2 separate regions of the Homo sapiens genome follow, and region 2 is linked to region 1. The links are chromatin contacts, found by Hi-C or POLR2A ChIA-PET in ENCODE. All regions are on one chromosome and are shown on one strand. The core of a region is the stretch at or near the end of the contact, and the rest is flanking DNA. Distances in the headings are between cores, read along the strand shown. Region 1 has its middle 59 kb from the start of LINC00938. Region 2 has its middle 120 kb from the start of SCAF11.

The links. Hi-C counts contacts between places; a loop is a spot of excess contacts on that map. ChIA-PET counts read pairs that join two places held with the same protein, here RNA polymerase II (POLR2A). Pooled maps may share reads with other maps.
Region 2: a map with no recorded cell type shows a loop between it and region 1 (10-fold over the local background). The contact joins two enhancer-like sites. A Hi-C loop is called at or near these places in 1 of 37 single-sample maps with no recorded cell type and 3 of 50 pooled maps. POLR2A ChIA-PET finds 5 or more read pairs at or near these places in 1 of 52 experiments (activated T-cell).

What each region holds. Positions count from the first base shown.
Region 1 is chr12:45,666,637-45,670,873 of GRCh38, reverse strand. No RefSeq gene overlaps it. Among named protein-coding and RNA genes, the nearest start is that of LINC00938, 59 kb to the left of the region's middle. Within about 2 kb of position 1,698, at least 4 of the 41 ENCODE cell types and tissues checked have a DNase peak (open chromatin) inside an H3K27ac peak, as active enhancers do.
Region 2 is chr12:46,107,083-46,111,222 of GRCh38, reverse strand. No RefSeq gene overlaps it. Among named protein-coding and RNA genes, the nearest start is that of SCAF11, 120 kb to the right of the region's middle. Within about 2 kb of position 2,367, at least 2 of the 41 ENCODE cell types and tissues checked have a DNase peak (open chromatin) inside an H3K27ac peak, as active enhancers do.

The DNA of each region.
Region 1 (4,237 bases), core at 449-2,948:
TCTGGGCATGGTGGCACATGCCTGTGGTCCCAGCTACTTGGGAAGTTGAGCTGGGAGGATTGCTTGAGCCTGGGAGGTCGTGGCTGCAGTGAGCTGCAATTGCACTACTGCACTCCAGCCTCGGTGACCAAAAAAAAAAAAAAAAAAAATTTATGAAAAATAGTGATTTTTTTTTTTTAAAGACTACTTCTTCTTCCCTACCCCCAGGACTAGTAGAGCCAGAAGGGGGTTACTTTGGGAAATTACTATTTGCCACCAGCTAGAAAAAGCCTGTTCTGTGAATAAGACAAGTGGTTATGAAAGAGGATGTGGTTGGGGTAGATTCAGTTTGTGGCAATCATTTTGAAGCATTCTAAGAAAGGCTTTATCTGTTGGAATACAGAAAAGTGGTATTAATTTCTCCACCTCTAAGTGTAATCATGGCACTTCCCCTTACTAATTCATGTATCAGGTTTGTTGTGAGGATTATGTGAATTAATATACGTGAAATGCTTGGACTATTGCCAGGCACATAGTAAGCTCTCAATAAATGTTATTTTCTTATTATATTTATAGAATGTTAATTATTATGAAGGTGGGCAGCTTCTGATGTGACTGCCAATGATCCCAACTTCCTGGTATTCATATCCTTGTGTAATCCCCTCCAGTTGAGTGTGGGCTTAGTTACTTGCTCTTAATAAAAAGAGTATGACAAAAGTGGTGGAAATACTAATGTCTATTAACAGTAGACAGTGGCTTGTATTTTGCTGGACTCTATATCTTTCCCAGCTTTCACACTTTGCAAACTACCATGTTTGAGAGGCCCACCTGGCACAGAATTAGGGATGGTTTCTGTCCAACAGGCTGCAAGGAACTGAATTCTAACAATAACCATGTGAGTGAGCATGGAAGTGGATCCTTTCCCAGTCGAGCCTTGGAATGACTACAGCCCCACAGGACACATTGATTGCAGCTTGTGAAAGACTCTGAAGCAGAGTACCTAGCTAAATTGTGTCCAAATTCCTGACTCACAGAAACTGTGATTTTGTTCTTTTAAGCCACTAAATTTCGGGGCAATTTGTTATGCAACAAGAAATAATACATTTTTTTTGTTATCAGTATCATAATAATCATTATTATTAGCAATATAACATAGAGTTAAGAATATGACCTTATTCTAGAATCAAATGGCCTGAGTTTGAATCCCAGCTCTTCCACTTACTAGCTGTTTGACCTTATGTCAATTATTTTCCTCAACAGCAAGATGGAGCTAATAATAGTTGTGAAGAGTAAATGAATTAATACATGTAAAAACTCAGGCACTTAGTAGGTGCTGTATCTGCTGGATGCTGCTATTATTTAATGAAGTGGAAACCAGTACACAGACCCTGCTCCTGCTAGTATTAGCCATCAGCTCTGGTTTTCTGTTAAAATCTTTTGCAAACCAAGAATTCTTTCTAGTTTTAGTTTATAAATACATTCAGCCCAGTGCTGAGGTGAGAGGCAAACAGAAAGAATAATGGTTTCTACATTATTTTATGAAGAGAAACTGAAAGTCCTTTCAAGTAAACCTTCTTAAAGATAAGGAATTGGTTTCGTTCTCTGAAAGAGAAGTGAAATTTCATGCCATCTTGTCATCTACACTCAAATATTGCATATTACTTAGATGGATTACAGTAGACAGGGGGATAAGCCCTTAGTTTACATTCACAGTTCTTACATGGCAGGCTCAGAGTAACCATACTATTGAATGCTGAGTCAAACAGAAGCCACAGAAGTAATTAGGTTCTAGTAGTCCAAGAAAGAGCTGGGCAGAGGCAAGGTCTAAAGAAATAACTTCACTAGGTAAGAGATTAAAATTTGAGCCAGTGTAAGATCAGACAAAAGCAAGCTTGAAAACAAAGAGGTCATTTATGGAGGCAAAGATTAGGTGTCAAAAGACCTTTAAAGAACAAAAATAATACATCACATTTGTATAGCACTTCAGGGTTTACCACACGTTTTAACACACAGTATTTTATTAGCTCCTCACAACAACTGGGTAAGGCAGTGCTAATATGCTATTCTCATTTTGAAACAAGGCAATGGAAGATCAGTGGGGTTAAGTTACTTACTTGAGTTCACACAGCCACTAAGTGGGATTAGAGTCAAAACTTCTTTCTGATCTGTGTGATAGAATATTTGGTGTGATAAAGCCATTGGGTTATCTTTTTTCATCAGTTCCTGTGTCATCCAAGATAGGATTATTTAGGACTTAACATTCTTGACCAGGAATGTATACTCTGTGAGCAGGGCATGGCAGACACCTTGTAAGTGAGCTTGAATTTTGAGTTCCAAGTTCCAAGTAGGTTTATTTTATTCCAGTTAACAAACTTTGCTTCTCTCCATATTCCTGTTCAGTAGCTATTTTGTGAGACGTTCCAAACTCCCTGAAATCTTTTGATAAAAATTAAGTAAGAAAATGTTAAGTTCCATGGATATTCGAAAGTAATGACTCCCTATTTAAAAACTACCTTGCACTAACTACCTATGACATTTTCACAATATTTTATGGTATAAGTTTGGAGTTGATTTCAGTATAGAAACACCATTTAATATAATGCGGAAAATGGCCCTGGATTATGCTTTTTGCAAACCATACCCGTCATACAATATAGCAACATGAGGTTTTTTTTTTTTATCTAACCTTAAATTTATCCTTCATAAGCAAATAGTTTATATGTCAGTTTTTATCTTTCTTTGCCAAATACTATGTATCAGTAATCTTTATAAATTTTTACTAAATATAAACAATGTGCCTAGGACCCAGAGATGTCCTTAGGCACTGTAGTCTAGAAAAGGACATAAGTTATTATGTCCATGTTAGGGATTTTTTCCTCTCCTTCTAACACTCAATGCCTTCATTATGTAGCCAGTTGAGTGTTTCACGCTGAGGCACCCTTTCAAATGTGCCATTCTTTGGAATGGCCTTAGGATTCTAGATCTTCCTCTTACTCAGCTGGTCTACTGAGTGCCATATGGTATATTAGGTTCTCTGACGATATAGAGTCTTAGTAGGTAAAAATATATGCAAGCACATTCATTCATTCATTGCATAACTATTTACTGCCCCCATGGAGCTTTCATTCTGATGACAGAGACATTCAATAAACAAGATAATGCAGAAAAATGTGCATAGTGAGAAATGCTAAAGATTTTAAAAATCAGAAAAGGAGATTTAAAGGAGGGTTTTGAAATTTTGGTCGGGAAGACCTCACTAAGGTGAATTTTGAGTAAATAAGTGAGGAAAGAAGCTAAGTGACAAGATGAAAGTCATGCACAGCAAAGGTTTGTGGAAAGTACTTTAGAAACACACACAATGATGTTAATGGCAGCCAATACTCATATAATATATTTTATATTCCAGACAATGTTCAGAGCACTTCATATAGATTAATTGATTGATTTGGGGTGAGGGGATTGGGACAGGGGATAAGGGATGGCTGCACGGAGGTGAGACATTCAGGTTGGCCCTGAACAATGAGAATGAGTGTTGGGACTGGGGAGCTTCTGGATGCTGGGATGTGGTGAGAGAAGTAGGGAAACATGTATGCAAACAGCAGAGACAAAACACACTTGAAGTGACTGGGGAATGTGTCTGGGAGTCAAAGTCATTTTAAAAAATAACTGTCTTGATATTTTTCTAAGAGAAAAAAATCTGTTTTATTGAAGACAATAGCATAAAAGGACAGGGGAGGAGGTGTTTATATTTATAATTCACAAAGTAACATTTTAGGATCTAGGCTTTACCAGAGGAGGGGAGAAAAAAACTTCCACTCATCCCTGCTTACTCATCTCAGGGTAGGCCAGGATTCAAGAAATGACACAGTAGAAAAAAGCACTGTCTCATTCTCATTGAGATAGGAATAATACAGGGTGGTCACAGGAGAATAGAAAATTCCAGGCAGTAGTTTCACATGAGCAGCAAAAGGAAACTGTTGAAATACCTGCGTAAGCTAGGGGCTGATAAGACCCTGAAAAACCAGGGTGTGGGCCAAGCTGGCTATGACCGACTAGACCCTACATGGTGCTGGATTTGACCTAGGTTTCTCCTAGGACCTCATTATATGCTCATTAACATACAAATCACAAACCCGTCAGTGCCATGACAGTTCTGGAAACCCCCTGTTTGGTGTAAAAATGGATGGCACCATAGTTCCAAGAAATCTTCAACTTTTTCCAGGAATCTTCATAAATATACCACCCCTTGGTTAAAGAA
Region 2 (4,140 bases), core at 1,118-3,617, 440 kb before region 1:
TTGACCCAATGTTTGGCTATTCAGATCAGACAAGTGCCTCTTTTTATCTGTAGGAATGCTGATGTTCTTTGTAGAGAAGGATTATGACTCTAACCTTTATACAAGCCTGAACTTGGAGGACACTCCTCCTATGGGGATGCAATCACTCTGCAGTGTTTCAAAGAGGCTGTCTACAGGTGCACCCATGCTGAGATCCCATGGGAGAAGCCCCAGTGAGCTGTTTCTGCAGTGGTGGGTGAGGGAAATAAGAAGACCCTTTTCCAAGACCTTTCATGAACACCAGGCTGCCTGACTGTTGGGGAAGAGCCACAGACTTTCCCCACTGAGCCCAGCACTGCACCTTTGCCTCTGTTGAAAAAATCTTCCCACAAGCAGAAAGTTCAGAAAAGCAAGTCCTGCCCTCTGGATTATAATGTCCCACAGGGTGCTCCCTTGATGTACTACATTCCCCCTTCCCCTAGAAGTAGGAGTCCTTGAGGACCAGACTACTGTGAATCCTGCTGTTCCTCTGGGTCTAGCCACCCAATGGTACTGCCACACTCCAGGCTGGTACTGGGGAATTTCTGCAAGGGATCCAGAGATGTGACCTGTCCTCTAGTCTCCCAGAAGCAGGTACTAGCACCAGCTCTGATGGGGGTGGCAGGGGAGTGATGCAGACTCTGAAATTCTTTGGTTATAAATAGCCTTAGTTCATTGGCTTCCTCAAATAATGGTTGTAGTAGTAATGAATTGGTCACATGGACAGACTCAGGACCTCCTGGCTAGCAAGGTTCATGCAGGCAATAGTGATAAGCTATGATCGTACACAAGTTTCCTCCTTCTTAGGTGCAATGTTGTTGTGCCTGCAGATGCTGTAATGGACTGTGTCAGTTGGCCTCCAGCCAAGAGGTGGCACTTGCCAAAGAGCACCAGCTCTGGTGGCAGGAGTGGAATATGTGCTTGCCTTATATCACCCAGGGGAAGCATTCTGGTGTCTCAGGCAATGGGCAGGGCATAAAGCTCCCAAAACTTCTGTCGCTTGTGTTATGCTACCAGGAGCGGTGGAGGGGCAAAGTCAGATAGGAGCTAGGTCAGGCAAGTCCACACTGGCTCCAGTCATGTGGGGCAAGCAGCAGTCCCAGTGGGGATAGGAGGGCAGTTCCCTAGCCACTGGAGTAATGTTCCAGGGAGGAGCACAGCTGCCTCTGCTGCACAGAAATGTCCACCCAGGGAGTGGGGAGTAACAGGCATGCACTTGGCAAGGCAAGTCTCACACCACAGTGTTCCACTAGCAGCAGCTAGCTAGGTTCCGGGCAGTCTGTGCTCAGAACTCAAATCTGCCCCAGGCCATAAGCCTTCCCCATGGAGACAGAAACCGTGGCTTTCAAGCCATGCAGTTCCCAGTCTGCTCGTGAAACAGGAGCACCCACCTCCTGTGCCCCTGGCTACAGCCCACTTCCCATTCACCCCTCAGTTCTGGCCACGGTAGTTTATCCCTGCTTGAGATTATATTACAAATCTCAGTTGGGAGCTTCTCTCAACCTATAACCACTGCCTGAGTTAGCTGGCGGACTTCCACAAGGTCCCCTGAGAAGTAGGATCAGGAATGGCTTCCCTCCATCCCTACTGGAGTCTAAGAGTGCACGCAAAGCATGTCCTGATGCCGCTCCTCATCTTCTCCCTACCACTCACTAAGTCAGCTGCAGCATTGAGTAGGGTTAAGGCCTTTCCCCCATGGCCTGGATTGCCTGGCTCCCCTGTGGGAGTATATATCCCAGAGGCAGTTTATCCCCTTCTCCCACTCTAGGGACTTAAACAATTTTCTGCCTGGTTCACAGTGCAGGTTGCAGCCCATCACTTCTTTCAAAGGTTCTGGGGTTTCTTTCAGTTTTCCTGTTAAGTTTCTGTGTTGCTTCCTGGAAAAAAGTTCACAGCATGAATGTCTACATACTATTTTGTCTTTCCAAGTGAGAGAGGCATGCTAACAATGTTTCCAAGCTGCCATCTTGGACCTAACTGGCATCTTCTTTTGTTTCAGTTATGACAATTTAGAGTGGCTGCTCATGCTCTTTGTCTGCCTTTGCATTTTTTTACATCCACCTACCAGTATTTTGGAAGAAAACAAAGAAACAGGATTGTGGAAAGATAGTAGGCCATGAAAACATAGAGACCTCCTTCCACAGACATTTAAAATGCAAAACCATGAAAGTGTGTGTCTGAGCTTGGTGGGAGTAAGGGGGTAAACTCCAGGTGCAGAAATAAAGCAGGAACTGAAAACTAGGGTGGTAATTATGTGAGCAGATGCTGTGATAGTCCAAGGCATGTTTATTAGTCTCCATAATCCTCTTGAGTTTCACTTCCTAAGGAGAGGTAGATGGTAATTCCTTCAGGCCTATGTGAGGTAAAGTTGAAACTGAAAATCTCTCTGTAAAACCAAGAATCTCAAAGGGACACCCCTCAGTGAAGCAGGGAGAAGGCCAGAAAGACTTTCGCTCAGTGAAAAAACATATATGTCACTAAGAAATCAAAACCCTGGTTCTATACCTCGCACAAGCTAAGGACTGGAATCATATAACCCTCGTAGTCTAGGAATTCCCATGCCAAAAAATTAACATTAGAAATTAGTCCATGCAGGTCCTTCCCATGTGTGCAGGACACAAAGCTACTATCGAAGGACACTCCTATAACATATATAACATGGGATTACCAAAAAGCAGCCAAGCCCCACACAACCCATCATTAGTGAATGTCAAAAGACAGACAAAAAGAAGGTCAGCTACACCCCCAATGACTTGAGATGAAAGAGCAACCAGAAAAAGATGATAAAATCAGTACATTTAAAAGTATTCAAAACATATCCTATGAAAATACCAAGAAAATAAGACCCTAAGAGAAAAAAGTGGAGATTTTACAAAATCTAAATGGAACTTATAGAAAGAAAAAAATATATAGTCCTTGAGATTTTGGTAAAACATGACAGATTTAACACAAGCGCTTATTCTACTTCTGAAACCCGACCAAAATGAAAGTAAAGAAAAATTTTTTAAAGGCTTAAATATGTAAGGTCATGACAATGGAAGAGAAGACAATAAATGCCAACAAAATTTTGGAAGCTAGAACTAGGATCAATAAATGATAGTTGATTTATTGAGCTGGAGAAAGTAGAAATCCAAACCTATGGTGTTGATGTGAGAGAGAGAGTGGTGGAAAATAAAGGAAATGAAAAATAATCAAGGTAATTCAAGTTACTGAACCCCAGGAAGTCAAGTAATTAAGAGCACCAGGACCTCTAAAGACAGGGAGAGCAGCAGACCAAAGAAGAATTGGTTGGAAATCTTTAAAAAGTAAGATTAAATCCCCCAAATACTCTTCTAACACCCAAGTAGCCAAGTGGCTACTTCTAATTCACCAGGCAGAAGAGTGCAAGTTAAACCAGACAAGTCTGGACTTGTGGATGCCAGGCGCTACTGAGGACACATGCTGAAAACAGAAGAATTAAAAGAAAGTTTACATACTGCAAAGGGAGATGCCCTCACTTTTAGCCCCCTCCCTCTGCCCAGTTCCCGGCATGCTGGCAACCAACTTAATGCAATGCTAAAATGAAAGAGAAAATATTAAAAGTAAAAACAACAAAGAAATACATATTATTTACAAGAAACAAAAATTAGACAATTATCAGATTTATCAACAGCAACATTTAAGGTGGGATGGTCAACAATTCTAGTTTTCCTGAGACTGAGAAGATTTCAAGGTCTCCGGACTTTTTAGTGCTGAAATCAGGAAAGTCTTCATAAACTGAGACAAGTTGGTCACCCTAATGCAATGCAAGAAGACAACAAAAAAGTATCTTAAAAGTGCCAAAGGAAAAAAGGAAAAAAAAATCTGTATACCTTGAATTCTCTATATATCTAAAGTACCCACAATTGACTGAGAAATTAAGAAATTTTCAGACAACTATGACTAAAGAGTTTACTGTTTGTAGACCCTTGCAAAACAATTACTAAATGATATATTTTAGAAAGTGGAAAGTTGAATCCAAAAGGATGGAGTGGAAGGCAAGAAGCAATTATGAACAAATAAATTGTTAAACATCTAACAAATCAAAATAATGATAGACTATATAAAATAGTATTAATAATGATGACTAACTTAGGGCATATG